Linked DNA regions of Homo sapiens: all the other regions are linked to region 3. Evidence: chromatin contacts called from ENCODE Hi-C data. All regions are on one chromosome and are shown on one strand. Each heading gives the region's core, a stretch centred on a gene start or an enhancer-like site at or near the end of the contact. The rest is flanking DNA. Distances are from core to core; before and after follow the strand shown.

The links. Hi-C counts contacts between places; a loop is a spot of excess contacts on that map. Pooled maps may share reads with other maps.
Region 1: a loop to region 3 is called in a pooled map, with 4 times the contacts of the local background. The contact joins the promoter of LINC03065 here to the promoter of RSL24D1 in region 3. A Hi-C loop is called at or near these places in 5 of 50 pooled maps.
Region 2: a map with no recorded cell type shows a loop between it and region 3 (9-fold over the local background). The contact joins the promoter of TEX9 here to the promoter of RSL24D1 in region 3. A Hi-C loop is called at or near these places in 2 of 37 single-sample maps with no recorded cell type and 7 of 50 pooled maps.

What each region holds. Positions count from the first base shown.
Region 1 is chr15:56,885,614-56,888,639 of GRCh38, forward strand. LINC03065 (long intergenic non-protein coding RNA 3065) reads left to right here and starts at 1,455. Exons shown (of 2, transcript NR_183870.1): 1 at 1,455-1,557; 2 at 2,143-2,608. TCF12-DT (TCF12 divergent transcript) reads right to left here. Exons shown (of 4, transcript NR_015419.2): 4 at 557-2,311. RefSeq lists an enhancer at 1,289-1,378 and a silencer at 1,499-1,928.
Region 2 is chr15:56,363,924-56,367,382 of GRCh38, forward strand. It overlaps TEX9 (testis expressed 9), which reads left to right and starts at 1,503. Exons shown (of 12, transcript NM_001395496.1): 1 at 1,503-1,554; 2 at 1,656-1,747. The coding sequence starts at 1,528. RefSeq lists enhancers at 967-1,146, 1,157-1,206, 1,747-1,796.
Region 3 is chr15:55,195,212-55,198,261 of GRCh38, forward strand. It overlaps RSL24D1 (ribosomal L24 domain containing 1), which reads right to left and starts at 1,730. Exons shown (of 6, transcript NM_016304.3): 1 at 1,599-1,730. The coding sequence starts at 1,679. RefSeq lists enhancers at 850-1,741, 1,535-1,694.

The sequences.
Region 1 (3,026 bases), core at 205-2,704, 1.7 Mb after region 3:
GAAGAAGTGAGGGCATGTGTTATGAATGTGAAATCTGGAAGTTAAAAAGTTTGAAACAGATATTTCAGTTTTCACTTATAGCCTCCTTCCATCTTCTTCCCCCTCCCCAACTCCTACTGGATTCAGACAAGGGCCAGGACACAAGGCTGAATGCAAAAGGACCCCTCCCTTCCCAAGACTTTATCTTTGTTCCTAGCTCAAGCTCAGTGTGTCTGGCTCCTTCTTCCTCAAAGATTTGTTCTGTCCCAGGAGGCTCCTCAATCGCTCCAGTCAATTGGCTTCTAGAGCCTTGCCCTATCAGTTCCACAGATACATCCACACGTCTGAACTCCAGCCACAGTTTAGACTCAAGTGGGGAGCTCCCACCGCAGCACCGTTCTGTACCTGTAACTAGCAATGGTTTGTAGCCTTTGAGCAGAAATAGGGAATGAAACTGCCGAGAATTTAGGGATGGAAACTGGCACAGGCATGGGAAACCGTTTGAGAATGCAGGAGTTAGCTGGGTTTACTAGATTATAACTCTTATGAAGACCACATAGCACACAACTCAGCATATAAATTAGTCTTAACACATATACATTGAATTTCTTTGAAATGACCAAATTGTAGGCAGATAAAATGGCTTCCTTTTACAGAATCTTCCCTTCAGAGAGTGCCTTTCAATGGCACCACCTTCCCTCCACCCAAAATAAAACCTTCAACATTTTCACCTTAAGTGAAATGTTTATAACACACTTTGAAATAGTGAGTGTGGTGAAGATAGTTCTATTCAATCTGCTACGAAGAAACAAGACACAAAGATCTGACTTGGCCACCATCCCCGAAGGCATCCGTGGCAGAACTGGGATGGTCCCTCATTCCCCAGTGGTCTCAAGCGTTTGTTCTGATGTCCCTGTATGTAATTGTTTTGATAGCAATTTTCCTGGTTCTCTCTCACTAGCTTGCTAACTACGCATGTCAATCACATTCAGGAACACCATGGGCCTAAGGGTCAGCCACATCTCAGGAGAATGTGATTCAAAAGAGGACACAAGGCATAATATAGCACTTTCTCCTTCTAGCATGTATGTCAGTTGCGTTGCGGCCTCGAAAGTCTGACAATGTGTAAAGAGAGTGTTGCATTTTTTTTCCTTCCCCCAGATGCAGAAAGGAAAGGATTTATGAAGTACTCTGACCACAATTTTAAAGCAAGTGAGAAACCCAACAGTGTAAGATCCTCTTACTAGAGAACACTCAATGGTACTGAAAGAGTTCTCCACCTAAACTCTAAAGAACCCGAAGAGAGGTCCAGTTTTTTCCTCCCAAAGATCCATCTCCAGAGCTTCACTCCCTAGTCCGTTAGGGAAGCCGGGACGGTGGGAGAGCCACAGATACTCTTTCTCCTACGGAACCCTTGGACCTCTTGCCCCGTTTCCCTGTCACTTTAGGGAGCAGCACGCAGGAGACTAGAGGCCAGGGTCCAAGCCCGCAGCCGTAGCAGGCCGGACGAAGAAAGCGGGCCGGAAGGGCAGCGTCGCGGTGCTGGAGGCTGTTGCTGGGAGGCGTGGATTCTGGAAAGTGCGTGTGCGCGTCCCTGGAGCACCGCCCGCGGAGCCGATTGGCCCGGACGCGCGGCGGGGGAAGCCCTTGGCTAATCTCCTGCCACTCAGCCCGGCTGACGTCGGCGCCCGGGATGCAGCGCCGCGAACCTCTCGCCCCGCCGGGCCGGGCCGCGCGCGGAAGGACAAATAGTTCCGGCGGCAGTGCCGCGCACCTCTACGCGGCTCTGCTCGCCCCGCCCGGGCTGCCGAGCCCGAGGCAGGGGTGGCGGGAAGTGGGGGCGGGCGGAGCAGGGCCGGCCTGTGCGGCTCTCGGACCCCGGCTCCGCTCTTTGCGGCCAGACGGGTGGATTGCGCTCCCTAGGGAAGAGTAATTGGATTCCAGGCTCCCTCCAGCCGGGATCAGCGGAAGTCGGCTGCTAAGCCTGCAGCCTGGGAGGGGCGTGTGGGGAGGAAGGAAAGGTGGGGAGCGCCGCCGGGAGGGACACGGTGAAACCACTGTCCTCTTAAGTGCCTGCGTGCTTGTTTCTGTACAGGCCGCATCGGGAAGCTGGGTATAGAGAAGGATTAACAGAGATTGCACCCTGGTGACCTTTCCCCTCAGGCACGTGACTCTTGCCCCTTCCAAGTTGTCATCCTCATTGTGAAATTCACCTGGTAGCTGATACTCAGGAGAGGAATACTTTGGAAGCCTGAGTCTTCTAGCCATCACCCTTCTGTTTTTCTCTCAAAGCTCCACTTGGAGCTCAGCTGGAGAAGGAACCCTGTGAAGTCTGGAATTGGACATGTCTCTTATTAACGAAGTAATTGTGGAGAAAACAGCATTCTTACCACTATCATCCAGGAAAGTATCCCAAGTCCCTTCCTTGGCAGTAGCAAACTTCCCTTAATTCCCTTCCCCTTGAGGAGATGCAGCCAGAATGAGAGCCTTAAGCAGAGTTTTTGGGTGAAATGATAGGCATGTTCTAGGAATTGTGACTTAAACTTGGACCTCTTGTGATTTTTTTTCTTTTCATCTTAATTACTGCATTTCACTCATTCATCATGAAATAAACTCTTACTGAAGGCTTTGTTTGTTCCAGGCTCTGTTCTACTTATCAGACATACGTCAGTGAGTAAAACGAATGCACTCATGGAACCTCATTACAGTTGCTCTAGTGGGGGAGATAGTACATTTACAATCATATACAATTGTATAATGTCATGTAGGGAAGAGCGCTATGAAGAAAAAGAGCAGAAGGACGAAGTATGCAGATGAGAGTTGAACATTATTTTATATTTTAGATAAGTTGATTGAAGAAGGCCTCTTTGAGGAAGTTATGTTTAAACAGAGGTCTAGATAAATGAGGTAGAAAGCCAAGCAAATATTGGGGTTGGGGGGGTTGGGGAGAAGATTCTGGGCAGAAGTAAGAGCAAGTGCCAAGGCTCTGCAGCCAGAGACAGTTTGGTGAGTCTGAATTAGTAGAAAGGAGGCCAATGTGAATGCTG
Region 2 (3,459 bases), core at 253-2,752, 1.2 Mb after region 3:
CCTCCTGACTTAGCCTCCAAAGTGCTCATATTACAGGCATGAGCCACTGCACCTACCTATTTTTGAATTTTAATACTTCTTTATATAGTCCAGACACAAGTTATTTATCAGATATATAATTTGCAAGAATTTCCCCTCTTCCTGTGGTCTTGTTACTTTATTTATGGTATCTTTTGAAACTAAAGGTTTTTAGTTTTGATAATGTCTAGTTTATCTATTTTTTTTTCCTTTTTTTTGTTTTTTTCTTGAGATGGAATTTCGCTCTTGTTGACCAGGTTGGAGCGCAATGGTGCAATCTCAGCTCACCGCAACCTCTGCCTCCCAGGTTCAAGCGATTCTCCTGCTTCAGCCTCCCCAGTAGCTGGGATTACAGGCATGAGCCACCACACCCGGCTAATTTTTTTTTTTTAGGAGTGGCGGGGTTTCTCCATATTGGTCAGGCTGGTCTTGAACTCCCAACCTCAGGTGATCCACCCGCCTTGGCCTCCCAAAGTGCTTGGATTACAGGCATGAGCCTCTGTGCCCAGCCTCTTTTTTCTTTTCTTTTTTTTTTTTTTTGCTACTGCTTTTGGTGTCATATCTAAGAATCCATCAAGGATTCTCAGAATTGTAATTCAAGGTCATAAAGATTTACACCAACAGTTTCTTTGAAGAGCTTTAGAGTTTTAGCTCCTAAGTTTAGGTCTTTGATACATTTTAATTTTTGTATATGGTGTGAAGTTAAGGGTCTAATTGCATTTGGATATCCAGTTGTCTCCCCATCTGTTGAAGACAATTATTTTCCCATTGAATGGTCTTGCACCCTTTCTAAAGATCAGATGACCATACATCATATCACGGTTTATTTTTGGATGTCAATTTTATTCCAAAACAATTGAAATTGTTAACCGCTTACGTGTTTCAGGCATGATCCTAAGCACGAATTCATTTGCTTCTCATAATAACTGTGAAGTGGGCACTATTCTCACTTCCATTTGACAAATGAAGTGGCCGATATACAGAGTGATTTGCCCAAGGCCATATAACTGGTAAGTGGCAGTGCCAGGATAATAATTTAGGTTGACTAACTTGAGAGCCTGAGTCTTAGCCATGCATGCTGTAAACAAAAATTAGAAATCAAAACTTCTGAATTCCACTGAAGAGCTCACTTTAAGCAAACGGGGTGAAGGTCGGATTAGCCACTAACGGTTTGAAAAGCACAACAGGGAGGGATTGCCTCACCAGCTTGCTTTCTATAGAGTAGCGGCAAAGGACCTGCCTGTTTTGGCTGAAACTCTTTCAACCCCCACAAGTTGAGAATTTGCACTAACTAAGTCGAATTTGCAGTTAGGAAGCCTTCCTGGGTTCCTGGGACAGCGCCGAGTGCTGCGAGCAAAGGCCGAGCCCGCTGCCAGAGGCTCGCGCCGCTCGCAGCACAGAACCTGAGAGTGGGAAGGCGTAGGCGCCCGGGCGGGAGGCAACCGGGATGTGGAAACTCTCGCGGGAAGATGCGTCGTTGCCTCGGTAACCGCGTCGCAGTCGCCGAAGATGGCGGGGCGAAGTCTGTGTCTCACGGTCAGTTCAACTCCAGGCTCCTGGGGAGCGTCTGGGTTCCGGCGACTAGGACGCCTAACTTCCTTTAACTTCGGGTCTGAAAGTCTGTGGCTCTTTTACAGAGAAGCAGCGTTCCAGGGACTCCGTTCCCGCCACCCGTTCAGCAACCCTCTACACCTGGACCCGACCTCCTCGCCTTGGAGGAAGAATATAAGTAAGAAATTCGGCGGTTGAACTTTTCCTTCTTTCTTTCATCTGAATGAGGCTGCTTACAAGTACTTTTTTCTGGAGACTGGCTGGATCTTCGGGACCACTCACTCTGCAGCATTCCCTTCTCGTCATCTCGTTCACCTGCCGTTTATCCTTTCTTTGTCTTTGATCTGAGTAGTTCGCCTGCGTATTAGAAGATATTTGAAGTGGGCGAAAATTTAGCCCAAGTAAGCATGTTGTTTAATTTAAAACGTAGCCCAAGTAAACAGCAAGATACTGTTGGAAGTTATTTGGGTAGCAGGAATTGCCACGAATAGTTAGTTCACTTGATAGTTTAGGTTATTTCGCTTAATATCAAGTTCATAGAGTTTACCTTGTGTAAATTTCCTTTAGGTTGGTTTCTAAATTGAAAGGATGCTTCCCACTGCAATCAGAATTACCATTCTCGTTCAAATATTCCTTTTCTTATCTGTTCTCAGTGTAATTACAACTATCCTGACAACGGTGCTTTCATTCTTGGCCCATTCTACTCCTCATCCCCAAGTTTTCACACAGCAGCCAGTGTAATCTTTTAATTTGATCTACCATGCCTTTGCTTAAAATTCTACAGTAGTTTCCTGTTGCATTTCAAAAGCTCTGATCGATGTGGCTCCTCCTGCCTCCTCTATTTGATCTTATTCCCTCTTCCCCTTTTCCCCCTAAAACTCTCCAGCTTCACTGGCCTTTTAGTTCCAAAAACTCTTCCAGGTTTTCTTTCTATCTCAGGAAAGAGACAGTCACACACGCCTTCAACCTGTAATGTGAGTGGCCTTCCTTGACCATGCTAAGTAGGCTCCCTTGTTGGTCTTTTTCATTGTCTCAGTGATTTTTCTTTCTAATTAGCATAATTTGTTACAATAAATTCATTTGTGAATTTCCTTTTTGTCTGTCTCCACTGGACTGTAAGTTCCAAGGGCAGAGGCGATGTCTGTTTTATTTGCCATCATACATACCCTTATAAAAAAGTGCCTTTTAACAACTCCCTTCCGTTTTAATATAAAATAACTAGATTAAAATTTGGAAATAGTTGGCAGTTTGTATCAGAGGGTTAAACTAGAGTTATCGTATGATCTACATATGATCTATAAGCATATTTGAAATTAAAACTGAAAGGTACTGTGTTTAGGTGAACTATACACAGACCAATTTACCACAGCAAGTAGGAAGATAATCATATCTTCTTCTCTCTGATGAAATGGGCCGATTATCCCAGTTCAAAAGTGTACTTAAGCAAATTAATCTGTTTTCTATATATAGTTCTTTATCAGCTATGCCTCAATCAAAACGGTTATTTTCATTATCATTAACCATATAGTATTAAATACCTGGATTAGGTTTATTTGTTCAGTTATTTGAGAGTGTATTTTGCACCTGGTTCTGGTGCATCCTTAGGGATACAGTCCTGCTTAAAATGAGAAATATACAGGGACTATTATTGTATTCTAGCACGAGTTACTTTATAAAACGAGATAGCTAAACAGTATTATATGGTGGCCAGTTGTTACTTGTTCTGTTATCTGTACTCTGAGTTGTGCACATCTGAAGCATATGAACAGAGTAACTCCCTACACTACCTGAATCTTCTAGAATACTTCTGTGTCATGTAGAAGAGTAAAATGTCTGGCCATCCCTGTAAGCAAGAATATGAAATTATAACAGTATGGTATCTGTTTTGCC
Region 3 (3,050 bases), core at 480-2,979:
ACTATCCGGGCACTTAAGAGTGGTATTAATTCACAGAGCAAAAAGATCTGAGGTACTAAGGAATTCTCTTTCAGTAGGCCCACTGTACCTACTGTTAGGTACATCCAATGGAAAATTCAGATTTGGAGCTCAGGAGATTTAGGTTTGGAAATCAAGCATAAAAAAAGATGAGATACTTGTTCTTTGTTAGTGCTTCAGGCCCTCTATCTTTTATTTCCTCCAACAACTCTCTTCTGGATCCACTGGTGACTCCCAACCAACTCAACACTGTCCTTATTCTTCATCAACTTAACTTCCACTGTGTCTACCAAATCAATACCCAGGTCTTGACAGTTCTCACGATCTGTTGTTCTAATTCCAATATCCAGCCGACAAGCATCCTGGACGAAAATCACAAAATCGTAACGACATCATGTATAAAACCATACTGCCTACTCTGAATTAGACCCCAACCTGGCAATCTTTTGGTTCATTTTTATAAACTTCTTATCATGTTCCTGAGAGCAAGTATTCAAAATCTTCTAGGTTCTTTTACGTTATCAAACATGGCTTTGGTCCGTCACTTTCAGCTGAATCCCTTGGATCTAATTAATGAGGTCAATATCTTTGATCTGTTACAGAGATATAAGGTGAAGAAGTCAGACTTGTAATTATTTAGCACGTCAAATTCACCTTAATATACAGATTCTTAGACCCTCTTCCCCTCCCCCAAAGATTCCAACTCAATAGATCTGGTGAAAACCAGGAATCTGTAAACGCCCAGTAATTCAGAAGCAAACGTAAGAGATCAAATTCTGAGAAACAATGTGTTTCTCTGAGAAAGAGAGGAACGGGATTCATTCTGTAATGACAGGACAAATTCATGTACCATTCAAAACGTCTTTCACAACTAGGACTCATATTTATTATTTACGTTTACAGACTTATTATACTTGTAGCCCTACGCCCAAGGCTCTATCATCATTTACAATCCAGTCACTTCCTCAAACAAATGTATTTGCTCCGTTCTCTGCCTTTTCTCAAAATGTTCACTTTCCTTCCACTTAGAAGGCCCCCTCCGCTTTCTTCCGCAAAATTCAGGATCCAAGATAAATATCACCTCTATGCTGAGTCTTTCCGTACAGGACCCTCCCCAACTCACCTGCAGTAACTTAATACATAACTCTACCATTAAGCAATACGGAACACTTCCATCAACCTCTACACTTTAGTATGGACCTTAGTGTAATGCCTGACAGGGTATACACTCAACAAAGTTTACTGGATTCAAGAATTTGGCCCAAGTACATGAGTGGCCAAACAGCCCTCACAGACATCCAAGATTCCTGGTAGGCGCTAGCTGGGATCGCTCCTGAAGTTCCTCGCTGCCAACGCCACCCAAGGGTGGCGTGGTGGCCAGCGCCGCTCGGAAGACGGGCAAGGAGAAACCCCCGAAGCGGAACGTTGAGAACGGAGGCCCAGTTAAGCCACCCTCCCAGGGGAACAACGGGAGGAACCCGGGCCAAACACGGCAGACGCAGAAGCACCCAGCACCGAGCCGCCGCGCCCAGGAACCGCGGGAGCTAGGCTGAAGCAAGAACTGGTGTCGACCGCCTTACCTTGCAATCGTTGCGGACGAACATCATGCCGTGTCCAGGATAGATGGGCCCCGAACAGAAATAACACTTTTCGATACGCATGTTGAACCCGCGTGTAACCCCACCAAACAAACGCCAAGCTTGAGAGGAAGTGATGCAACCCCGTCACCGGAAGTTACCTTCTTCCCCCTTCCCCGACCGGAAAAAGGCAAGCGTCCTTCGTTCTCGCGGGTCTGTTAGACCAGATGCGAACACGACTGTGCCTCCGGCGGCCGTGTGGTCAAATGCGCTGCCGTTTGACGCAGGCGCAGAGCTGCAGACTAGACCTGTTCGCTGTTACTTTGGGGAAATGTGGTTCTGCGCCACCTTGTGAACTTGCTCTCACAGCGCCTAGTTTTTTCTCTCTGTGTGTCGGCATTTATGCAAGTATTATGTATCTTTGGTTTGTGCTTTGCCTCGGAGTGCTCTCGAGAGCACTCTCTTAACTCATTTGTCTACTGCCTGCCCTAGACCAGCCCTCGATTCTCGTCCCACAGTGATTTGCAGGGTGTAAGCGGCGAAGACCCTGCAATCCAGCGTTGCTTCGAACATTGCAATGAAAACGGTTGAGTTGCTGATGCTCCAAGGACTTTACCAGCAATTTTTTTAAATATAAAATCGTGTTATCCGCCTCCCCCCCATTTTAATTAATATGCATATGTAGTAAACAAATATTTTCGCCGGAAACTACGACTCCCTCCCTAGACCTGCGGTCTTCCTCCCCAGGGGCAAAACAGTTCCATTTATTACCTGCCAGAGCTTTTCTGTGCATAGGCAAACATGTATATTTGTGTGTTTGCCTGTCTCTACGTCCTCTTCTTTATAATACTAGTTAATATGCTATTTACTCTTTTCTGCATCTTGCTGTTACCTTGTATCCCTTCATTGGAATGTGAGCTCCATGAGGGGCAGGGATTTCAGTTCGTTTGGTTTACAACTACATCCCAGTATCTAGAACAGTCCCTGGCACATAATAGGCATTTGATACATATTTTACTGTAAAAGGGTATTTAACATTCTTTTTCATATATATATGCCATTGTATGAAAGTATTTTAATTGGTCACTAATCGATGGGCATTCTTATCTTTTGATATAATAAGTATCTGTTGGTACGCTTTTTCAGGAGAGGGTTTATGTAGAACTGCTGGATCAGAGGAGCTGGATATAGATAAATAGTTTTAAAATTTGGCAGATAATACTAAATTGCCTTCCAAAAGTTTTTACCAATTAACACTCAGCATCAACAAATAAGATGTCTGTTTCACTACCCCGCTGTGAAAAGTGATCTTTGCCAACCTGAGATGAAAATTTATCTTATTATTATTTCAACTTGAATTTAATTACAAATGATGTTAAGAATCTTTCACAATGTTTTTCAGCTTTTTTCTGTGAATTGCCTGTTCAGGTCCTACGCAGTTTTCTATTCTTTCGT